Regions from separate parts of the Homo sapiens genome. Here all the other regions are linked to region 2. A link is a contact called in ENCODE Hi-C or POLR2A ChIA-PET data. All regions are on one chromosome and are shown on one strand. Each heading gives the region's core, a stretch centred on a gene start or an enhancer-like site at or near the end of the contact. The rest is flanking DNA. Distances are from core to core; before and after follow the strand shown.

Region 1 (2,700 bases), core at 82-2,581, 1.8 Mb after region 2:
GCCTTGGGCTGGCGGGATAGAAGGGGATTCCAGGACCAGTCATGAAAGTGAGAATGAGTAAGTCAGGCTAGGGAAGGAAAAAGACAGTCATATGGGTGTCTTTGAAGGATGGTACCAAGAAATTTTAAAAAGGGGGTGGGCTCGGTGGCTCATGACTGTAATCCCAGCACTTTTGGAGGGTGAGGTGGGCCTCACCTGAGGTCAGGAGTTCTAGCCAGCCTGGCCAACGTGGTGAAACCCCGTTTCTACTAAAAATACAAAAAAAAAAAAAAAAAAAAATTAGCCAGGCATAGTGGAACGCGCCTATAATTCCAGCTACTCTAGGGGCTGAGGCAGGAGAATCACTTGAACCCAGGAGGCGGAGGTTGCAGTGAGCCGAGATCAAGCCACTGCACGACAGAGTGAGAATCTGTCTCAAAAAAAAAAAAAAGAAAAAGAAAAAGAAAAGCAATTTTAAAAAGGGCGATTCTGCCCTGTATTCCTCAGGAGATTCTCTTAGGAAGGGACTGCTAGAGCTCACTGTAGATGTGCCTCATTTTATGCAACAAATATATTTTTGAACATATAAAATAGTCAAATGTTGTTCAGCATCTACCATGCGTCAGACAATGAGCTAGGTGTTTTAACCCTTATACCTAATCTGTAAAATGGACATTATTATTTCCATTTTGCAGACTGATCAGCTGCAAGGCTAAACAGCATACGTATCAGTGTTGTCTAGCTAATAGTCTAGCTATTAAAGGGTGGAACCTCGATTGTAAGCCGGTTTGTCTGATTAGGAAGCCCAAGGTTTTGTGTGCGACACACATTCTTGTAAGTTAAATATTTAGGATACACTATAAGTGATCATCTGAAGAAGTTCTGTTAGTCATTTCCTTTGAAAGGCACGTTATCTACAAACCTTCTTGCAGGGATTTGAGGTAAAGGGCAAGGATTTTCTTGACTGCGTGCATGATGGCAGTTTGTTTCACTACACATGCATCACTCTGCCTCATCTGACACCAGATAACGACATCGAAAATACCCTTAATACATTTTTTAGGTCACTCCGTCCATTAAGCAGATAATCCCGCAAAGCAACGTCCCAGAGAGACGTTAGTTTCCCCAAAGGCCCAGGCTGTGGAGACCGGGATAGTGTAACTTGCGCCTGAAGTAAAAAGAGGGGCAGTCCGAGAGAGAGGAGGAGGGCACGTTTCACTACGGGTAAAGGGGCGCACGAGGGGTAAAGGGACTGGCGGGAGCAGGGTACCGCCCTCTAGTAAACCCGCCCCGCGGGGCGTGGCGGGGACGACGGGCCGCGCAGCCTGCGCATGCGCGCCGGCGACCACGCCTAAATAGCCGCAGCCTCTGCGCGTCGCCCTCCACGGTTACCCCGGCTCTCCGCCCCTCCTTCTCGCGGCGCTCGAGGGACCATGGCCGATCCTCGCGTGAGACAGATCAAGATCAAGACCGGCGTGGTGAAGCGGTAAGGAGCCGGGAGCGGCGCCCTGCACCTCCTCTTCGTCACCTCATGGCGGCCCGCGAGGCTGAGCGGAGCGCAGGCCCGAGGAGGCCCGAGGCGGGCTCCGAACTCCAGGCCGCACCCGGGGCTCCGCAGTTGGCTGGGACTGGCAGGGACCCAGCGGGGCGCGCTGACGCCCGAGCCCGCCAGCCTCGCACGCCGCTTCCCGTCCCTCTCCGCTCACTGGCCGCTCTGATTTGCCGGAAGAGTCGGCGGTGGCCCGGTTTCTCGGCGCCCGCGGTGGGAAGGTGGTGGGCCGCGGCCTGCGAGGGCGGGCCGGGCCCTGATCCCGTGCCTCCTGTGTGCGCGCGCCGGCCTCTCCTTGCTGAACTTGGCCCGGGGAAGCGGGATCCCAGCTGTGCTCTCAAATGGGCTTGAAAGCAGGCTCTGAAGTTTAGGGGGATGCGGAGGATCTGGGCCTCGTCAAAAAAGACCGTAGTGGAGCCGTGTGACCTAACATGGCTGGCGTGACTGGCAGGCTTTGAGAACTGGGCCTGAACTTCTAGCACACTCAGCAAACTTATGTGGCCTCACTTTCTCCAGTCAGATTCCCCGAAGCTCGCCCCAGAGGCTGTGAGATGCTGTTTAAATAACTTGTGAACCAGAAGTATCTGAGACAGGTCTTAATTTGGAATGTTTATTTTGCCAAGGACGTGCCCATGACACAGCCTCAGGAGGTCCTGATGACATGTGCCCAAGGCGGTTGGGGCACAGCTTGGTGTAATACGTTTTAGGGAGACCTCAGATATTAGTCAATGGGTAAGGTGTACCTTGGTTCCCTCCAGAAAGGCAGGACAACTAGAAGGTTGGGGGGCATCCAGGTCATAGATAAGAGACAAATGGTTGCATTCTTTTGAGTCTTTGATCAGCTTTTCACTTAATACACAATTTACATGTGAGAGAGGGATAGAAGAATAGTCACTTATGCCTTAGTCGGCTAAATGAATCTGCGATTTTACATACACAGTAGGGCAGAGGAAGCAGTCAGTTACGCATTTGTCTCAGGTGGGTAGAGGGGTGACTTTGAGTTCTGTTCTTTGTCCCATACCTGTGAAGATAAGCTATCAATTTACATTGCCAGGGTGAAATACAACAGAACTGTTTTAGAGTGAAGGTCTTGAGGCCCACAAGGAATTTCCTTGGGGGCAAATTGTCAGGGAGGTATGTAGCTTTTTTTTTTTTTTTTTTAATCTTTGTAG
Region 2 (2,700 bases), core at 194-2,693:
GTCCAAATACCTTTGATATCTCAAACCCACTTTTCTCCACAATACGAAAAATCCAGTTCCTAAATCCTGCCAACCCACTGTGAAAACTACTTCCAGGTTTTGAACAGGATATTCCTTTTGGTTAAGAATTAAATTACACCCAAGTGTTCAAAAAAATAATCTAGTCACATGGCTCCAAATGGGCATTTCTTAAACAACTCATAAACGGCCTATTTCACATGGAACCTGTTACAGGACATTTCCAGAACAGACATAATTAGGGCTATTCACACCAACAAAGTAACGTCACTATTACTGGCTATTAATCAGTATAAATTAATAGCCTTATGGCTGTTAATCAGTACGTGTTAGAAGCCTGGTGGTACTGAACCATACAATATGAAGATATTTACAAAAGTTACTATGTTACCTGTAATATAAAAACACAGATTTAGTAATCAGTTACAATCTCTTTCTTCACAAAATCATACACTGCACATGTGTTATTTAGCTTGTGTTTTACAGTTTCCCTTTGTTTCTTCTCTGTTCACCCTAATGAAAAATATCTGCTACTTTAAACAAAGAGTTGAAAGAGATAAGACAAGTAATTTAGAGAATCCATAAGTTTTGAGACATATAAGCCTTTCGTGTTCTCACCTTGAGAGACGAAGAGCTTTTCTACAAAGGCTGAACAAGAAAAGAAACGCACACAACAGTCTTAACCTGTGCATTTTCCTATAAAGTGAAAAGCTGAAGCAATTTCATGCCATTTAATTAAGGCTTAAAAGATAAATGCCTTTTAAATTTTTTAATTAATCCAGCTACGTACCTTAGTTCTTCACCACCCTTTGAAACACCATGCAAGGGTCCCAAGACTATCTTCCTCTTTTGGTCCTGGAGTGGTGGACGAGGCAGTACGCGAGGAATAGAAAACGAGTAAGCAAAGTAAGCGGTCCTAAGATTCTTCAAAATGTACAGCAGCCCAGATGCCGCCCATAAATTTGGAATAACCAAGAGATACTGCTGGAACCTCCCACGCAAAACAAAACGCTACCGTTTCGGAAAAGTTTCCCGTGCCCCGCCGCCGACCTGGGCCTACACTGCTGCGTTCCTCTCCGAAACCCCCTAAACTCACAGGTGTCCTCCGGGAAGGGCTAAGCAGGGCCTACCCGCACTGCCCGTTCAGAAGTTCTAAGGCCCGAGCTGGGCGTACTTGGTCGTAGCTTTCTCCCGAACCAAAGGAGGTAGTGGTGGCCCGTGGGACAGCTAGGCCCAGCTCCGGCTCCGGCTGAGATCTAACCCCCCTCACGGCTGCCAGGGGAGGAGCAACACAAGAAAAGGTAGGGGCTGCAAGGATATAGAAGGTTGGGGGCGGTGGCAAAAAGCGGAAGAGCAAAAAGTCGCCGAAAAAGCGGCGTAGAAAACCCTGTCAAAGACACCCGGAAGACCGACGTGACCCCGGATGAGAATAGGCAGCGGGGAGCGAAAGGTCACACTTCCGGTGGCCGCCTCCCTCCCACCCCCCAACCCCCCCCACCCCCCAACCCCCCCCACCCCCCCCACCCCGCCTATGAGCGCTTTGCTTGAATGCGCAGGCGCAAGACAGCCGGATTTGAAAGGAGTTTCTTAACTGCTGCCAGCACAAGTTGGGAAAGGGTTAGGACTGCACTAAGAGGGGTGGAGCAGGCAGTCGCCGGAGGGCCACTTCTGGGCCCCTTGCCTGAACTCACGTGCAGCCGTTCTAGCTGTAACAGACGTTTTCTGTGGGTCCTTCGTGTGTTGGCCGAGTGACTTGTCCCCAGAGAAGCCTTTCTTTAACCAGTGTTCCCCTAATCTTCTCCCCCGGAGCAACATTAAACTTTATCTGTTCTTTTGCCCCTCCAGTAACCTGAGAGCTTCTTTGGAAGGAAAATGCTTTCTTTGGCCGGACGCGGTGGCTCACCCCTGTAATCCTAGCACTTTGGGAGGCTGAGGCGGGCGGATCACGAGGTCAGGAGTTCGAGACCAGCCTGGCCAACATGGTGAAACCCCATCTTTACTAAAAATACAAAAATTAGCCGAGCTTGGTGGCGTGCGCCTGTAACCCCGCTACTCAAGAGGCTGAGGCTGGCGAATCGCTTGAACCCGGGAGGCGGAGGTTGCAGTGAGCCGAGATCGTGCCACAGCACTCCAGCCTGGGCGACAGAGCAAGACTTTGTCTCAAAAAAAAAAAAAAAAAAAAATGCTTTCTTTCTCTCTAAAGCCTGGACTTAGCGCCTTGCCCATAGTAATAGCTGGTATTCACTAATTCAACAAATATTTATTGATATCGCCTCTTGAGTGAGCTTTAATAATTTGTAGAAATGTCTAAATTGTTTAATAATGCAAATCTGTTAGCTGTATTCCTTTATTGTCCACTTAATGTCTATAAAATCTGACCCCTCAGGTTCTGAAATTGGTAATTTGTGTGTCATCTTTTTTTCTGATCGATCTGGTGAGGGGCTTCTCGGTTTACGGATCTCAAATCTCAAAGCCCGTTTTTGCTTTCTTGGATTTTCTCTACTGGTTTTCTGTTTTCTATTTTATTGATTTCTGCTCTTATGTTTATTGTTTCCTTTACTCTGCTATTTTTTAATTTTTAAATTTCTTGTTTTGTTTCTCTAGTTTCTTAACTCAGAAACTGATGACCATTAATTTTAGATGTCTCTTGTTTGTACAGGCATTTGGTGTGATAAGTGTCCC
Region 3 (2,700 bases), core at 51-2,550, 1.0 Mb before region 2:
CTTTTAGCTCTGGAAAACCCTATGGGTGAACTGTTTTTAACACCATAAAAGACAAGGTAGAGTCTGATAGTCAGGAGCCTCAGCAACTCAAGCCGTGTTTAGAATTAATTGAAACCAAGGCTGCTACCGGTCTTGATTCAATGAGCCTTCAGCTTTCTCTAATTATAAAACTTGAATCACCCTACTTACATATGCTAAATAAAATACCTCTAAGAAATAAACAGTTATGTAGCAAAGGCACAGAGGGGAAAAGATAGGTAATAAAAGAACAGTATCATTTTTGACATGTTCACTGCAATTTAAGTGTTTCCTGTTTAAAAGGTTTATGTTCATCACTAAAGATGTGACAAGATTATGAATTTTTTCTTGGCAGAAAACTTGCCAAAAGCATACATAAGTCCTTCACCAGCTACCCTTTAAATGGTGGGTGCAAAATTTTGGTGAATTCATGAAAACGTAGCTCGTCCTCAAAAAAAACAGAAGAGGAGTAATCATTTTAAGGGAGAAATATATACGAAAGGAACAAGATTTTGAAGCACCCAAGCTGCCACCTACATTAAAACACGGTAGGTGGCTAAACACCAGTCTTCAATGCCCTTCCACAGCCTCAATCTGAAAAATACTGTGCAGGTGACCCAAGTGAGGGGTCACCCTTGGGCTTTTCCTGTGGCAGTATCTCTGGTTTAAAAACAAACAAACGTACTTATTGCGTTGAAGGATGGCAACAGGAAGGACTCCATGATTAGTCACATCTATACCATCCTAAGAAACTTTATCCACCCAAACTGTATTTCAGACTTTATAATCTAAACTACAAAAAGAGTTCACTGGGGAACTGCACAATATGACTGCTTTTAACCGTAGTGATTTCAAATATTGAGCCATGCTGTTGCAGTCTTAAAAACTGGAGACCTAAGGGCAGCTTTCTTCTAGTCACCCAATCCAGCACTTTTTTAAAAAATCAGTAAAACTCTTCGACCACCAAGGAAAAAAAAAAAGGATGGAGGTTAAAAGACGCACCCCTTGCCCACAAGCCCCCTCATCAGAATGGGAGTCAGGAGACCTGAGTTCCTGTCTCAGGCCTGCCATTAAAAACCTGCATAACCTTTGCCTATCTCCTCAAACGGAAGTACTAAAACCTCAGCGCTTCACCCAATTTGTAGCCCCGGCTGGGCTCTTCCCACCTTCCCCTTCTTCAGCCCGCCCCTTCCTCCTCCAGCCCTATCATCGGGCGGAGGGTCCCCGCCTCCGCCCGCCTTACCCACAAGCCCCGCCCCCCCAGCCCCGATGGCCCTGCCCAGTCCCAGACAGAACCTACTATGTGCGGCGGCAGCTGGGGCGGGAAGGCGGGAGCTGGGGGCGCTGGGGGCGCTGCGGCCGCTGCGGCCGCTGCAGCCGCTGCAGCGCCAGGGTCCACCTGGTCGGCTGCACCTGTGGAGGAGGAGGTGGATTTCAGGCTTCCCGTAGACTGGAAGAATCGGCTCAAAACCGCTTGCCTCGCAGGGGCTGAGCTGGAGGCAGCGAGGCCGCCCGACGCAGGCTTCCGGCGAGACATGGCAGGGCAAGGATGGCAGCCCGGCGGCAGGGCCTGGCGAGGAGCGCGAGCCCGCGGCCGCAGTTCCCAGGCGTCTGCGGGCGCGAGCACGCCGCGACCCTGCGTGCGCCGGGGCGGGGGGGCGGGGCCTCGCCTGCACAAATGGGGACGAGGGGGGCGGGGCGGCCACAATTTCGCGCCAAACTTGACCGCGCGTTCTGCTGTAACGAGCGGGCTCGGAGGTCCTCCCGCTGCTGTCATGGTTGGTTCGCTAAACTGCATCGTCGCTGTGTCCCAGAACATGGGCATCGGCAAGAACGGGGACCTGCCCTGGCCACCGCTCAGGTATCTGCCGGGCCGGGGCGATGGGACCCAAACGGGCGCAGGCTGCCCACGGTCGGGGTGGCCGACTCCCGGCGAGAGGATGGGGCCAGACTTGCGGTCTGCGCTGGCAGGAAGGGTGGGCCCGACTGGATTCCCCTTTTCTGCTGCGCGGGAGGCCCAGTTGCTGATTTCTGCCCGGATTCTGCTGCCCGGTGAGGTCTTTGCCCTGCGGCGCCCTCGCCCAGGGCAAAGTCCCAGCCCTGGAGAAAACACCTCACCCCTACCCACAGCGCTCCGTTTGTCAGGTGCCTTAGAGCTCGAGCCCAAGGGATAATGTTTCGAGTAACGCTGTTTCTCTAACTTGTAGGAATGAATTCAGATATTTCCAGAGAATGACCACAACCTCTTCAGTAGAAGGTAATGTGGGATTAAGTAGGGTCTTGCTTGATGAAGTTTACCAGTGCAAATGTTAGTTAAATGGAAAGTTTTCCGTGTTAATCTGGGACCTTTTCTCTTATTATGGATCTGTATGATCTGTATGCAGTTCCCAAGGTTCATTTACCATTATTAAAAAATTTTTGTCTTAGAAATTTTATGTATGTCAACGCACGAGCAAATTATCAGGCATGGGGCAGAATTGGCAGCTGGGTGGAGGCTTCGGTGGAGGTGAGCACTCCGAAAGGAAAACAGAGTAGGCCTTTGGAACAGCTGCTGGAAGAGATAAGGCCTGAACAAGGGCAGTGGAGAAGAGAGGGTAAAAATTTTTTAAGGTTACATGACCCTGGATTTTGGAGATCTCGAATTTAAAGGTGATGCACCAGGGATGAACGCTCAGATTTTCA

Evidence for each region. Hi-C counts contacts between places; a loop is a spot of excess contacts on that map. ChIA-PET counts read pairs that join two places held with the same protein, here RNA polymerase II (POLR2A). Pooled maps may share reads with other maps.
Region 1: a map of B cell shows a loop between it and region 2 (19-fold over the local background). The contact joins the promoter of TBCA here to the promoter of TENT2 in region 2. A Hi-C loop is called at or near these places in 3 of 168 maps with a recorded cell type or tissue (B cell, CD4-positive, alpha-beta T cell and CD8-positive, alpha-beta T cell) and 10 of 50 pooled maps.
Region 3: a loop to region 2 is called in a map of B cell, with 14 times the contacts of the local background. The contact joins the promoter of DHFR here to the promoter of TENT2 in region 2. A Hi-C loop is called at or near these places in 9 of 168 maps with a recorded cell type or tissue (B cell, CD4-positive, alpha-beta T cell, CD4-positive, alpha-beta memory T cell and 4 more), 3 of 37 single-sample maps with no recorded cell type and 18 of 50 pooled maps. POLR2A ChIA-PET finds 5 or more read pairs at or near these places in 2 of 52 experiments (H1 and OCI-LY7).

What each region holds. Positions count from the first base shown.
Region 1 is chr5:77,774,970-77,777,669 of GRCh38, reverse strand. TBCA (tubulin folding cofactor A) reads left to right here and starts at 1,331. Exons shown (of 4, transcript NM_004607.3): 1 at 1,331-1,465. The coding sequence starts at 1,413. RefSeq lists silencers at 1,185-1,444, 1,565-1,734.
Region 2 is chr5:79,611,184-79,613,883 of GRCh38, reverse strand. It overlaps TENT2 (terminal nucleotidyltransferase 2), which reads right to left and starts at 1,443. Exons shown (of 15, transcript NM_001114394.3): 1 at 809-1,443. It overlaps LOC124901014 (a long non-coding RNA gene), which reads left to right and starts at 1,547. Exons shown (of 2, transcript XR_007058840.1): 1 at 1,547-1,742; 2 at 1,864-2,413. RefSeq lists an enhancer at 639-1,838.
Region 3 is chr5:80,653,583-80,656,282 of GRCh38, reverse strand. It overlaps DHFR (dihydrofolate reductase), which reads left to right and starts at 1,300. Exons shown (of 6, transcript NM_000791.4): 1 at 1,300-1,879; 2 at 2,226-2,275. The coding sequence starts at 1,794. It overlaps MSH3 (mutS homolog 3), which reads right to left and starts at 1,631. Exons shown (of 24, transcript NM_002439.5): 1 at 1,319-1,631. The coding sequence starts at 1,555. RefSeq lists an enhancer at 1,010-1,778 and a silencer at 1,196-1,805.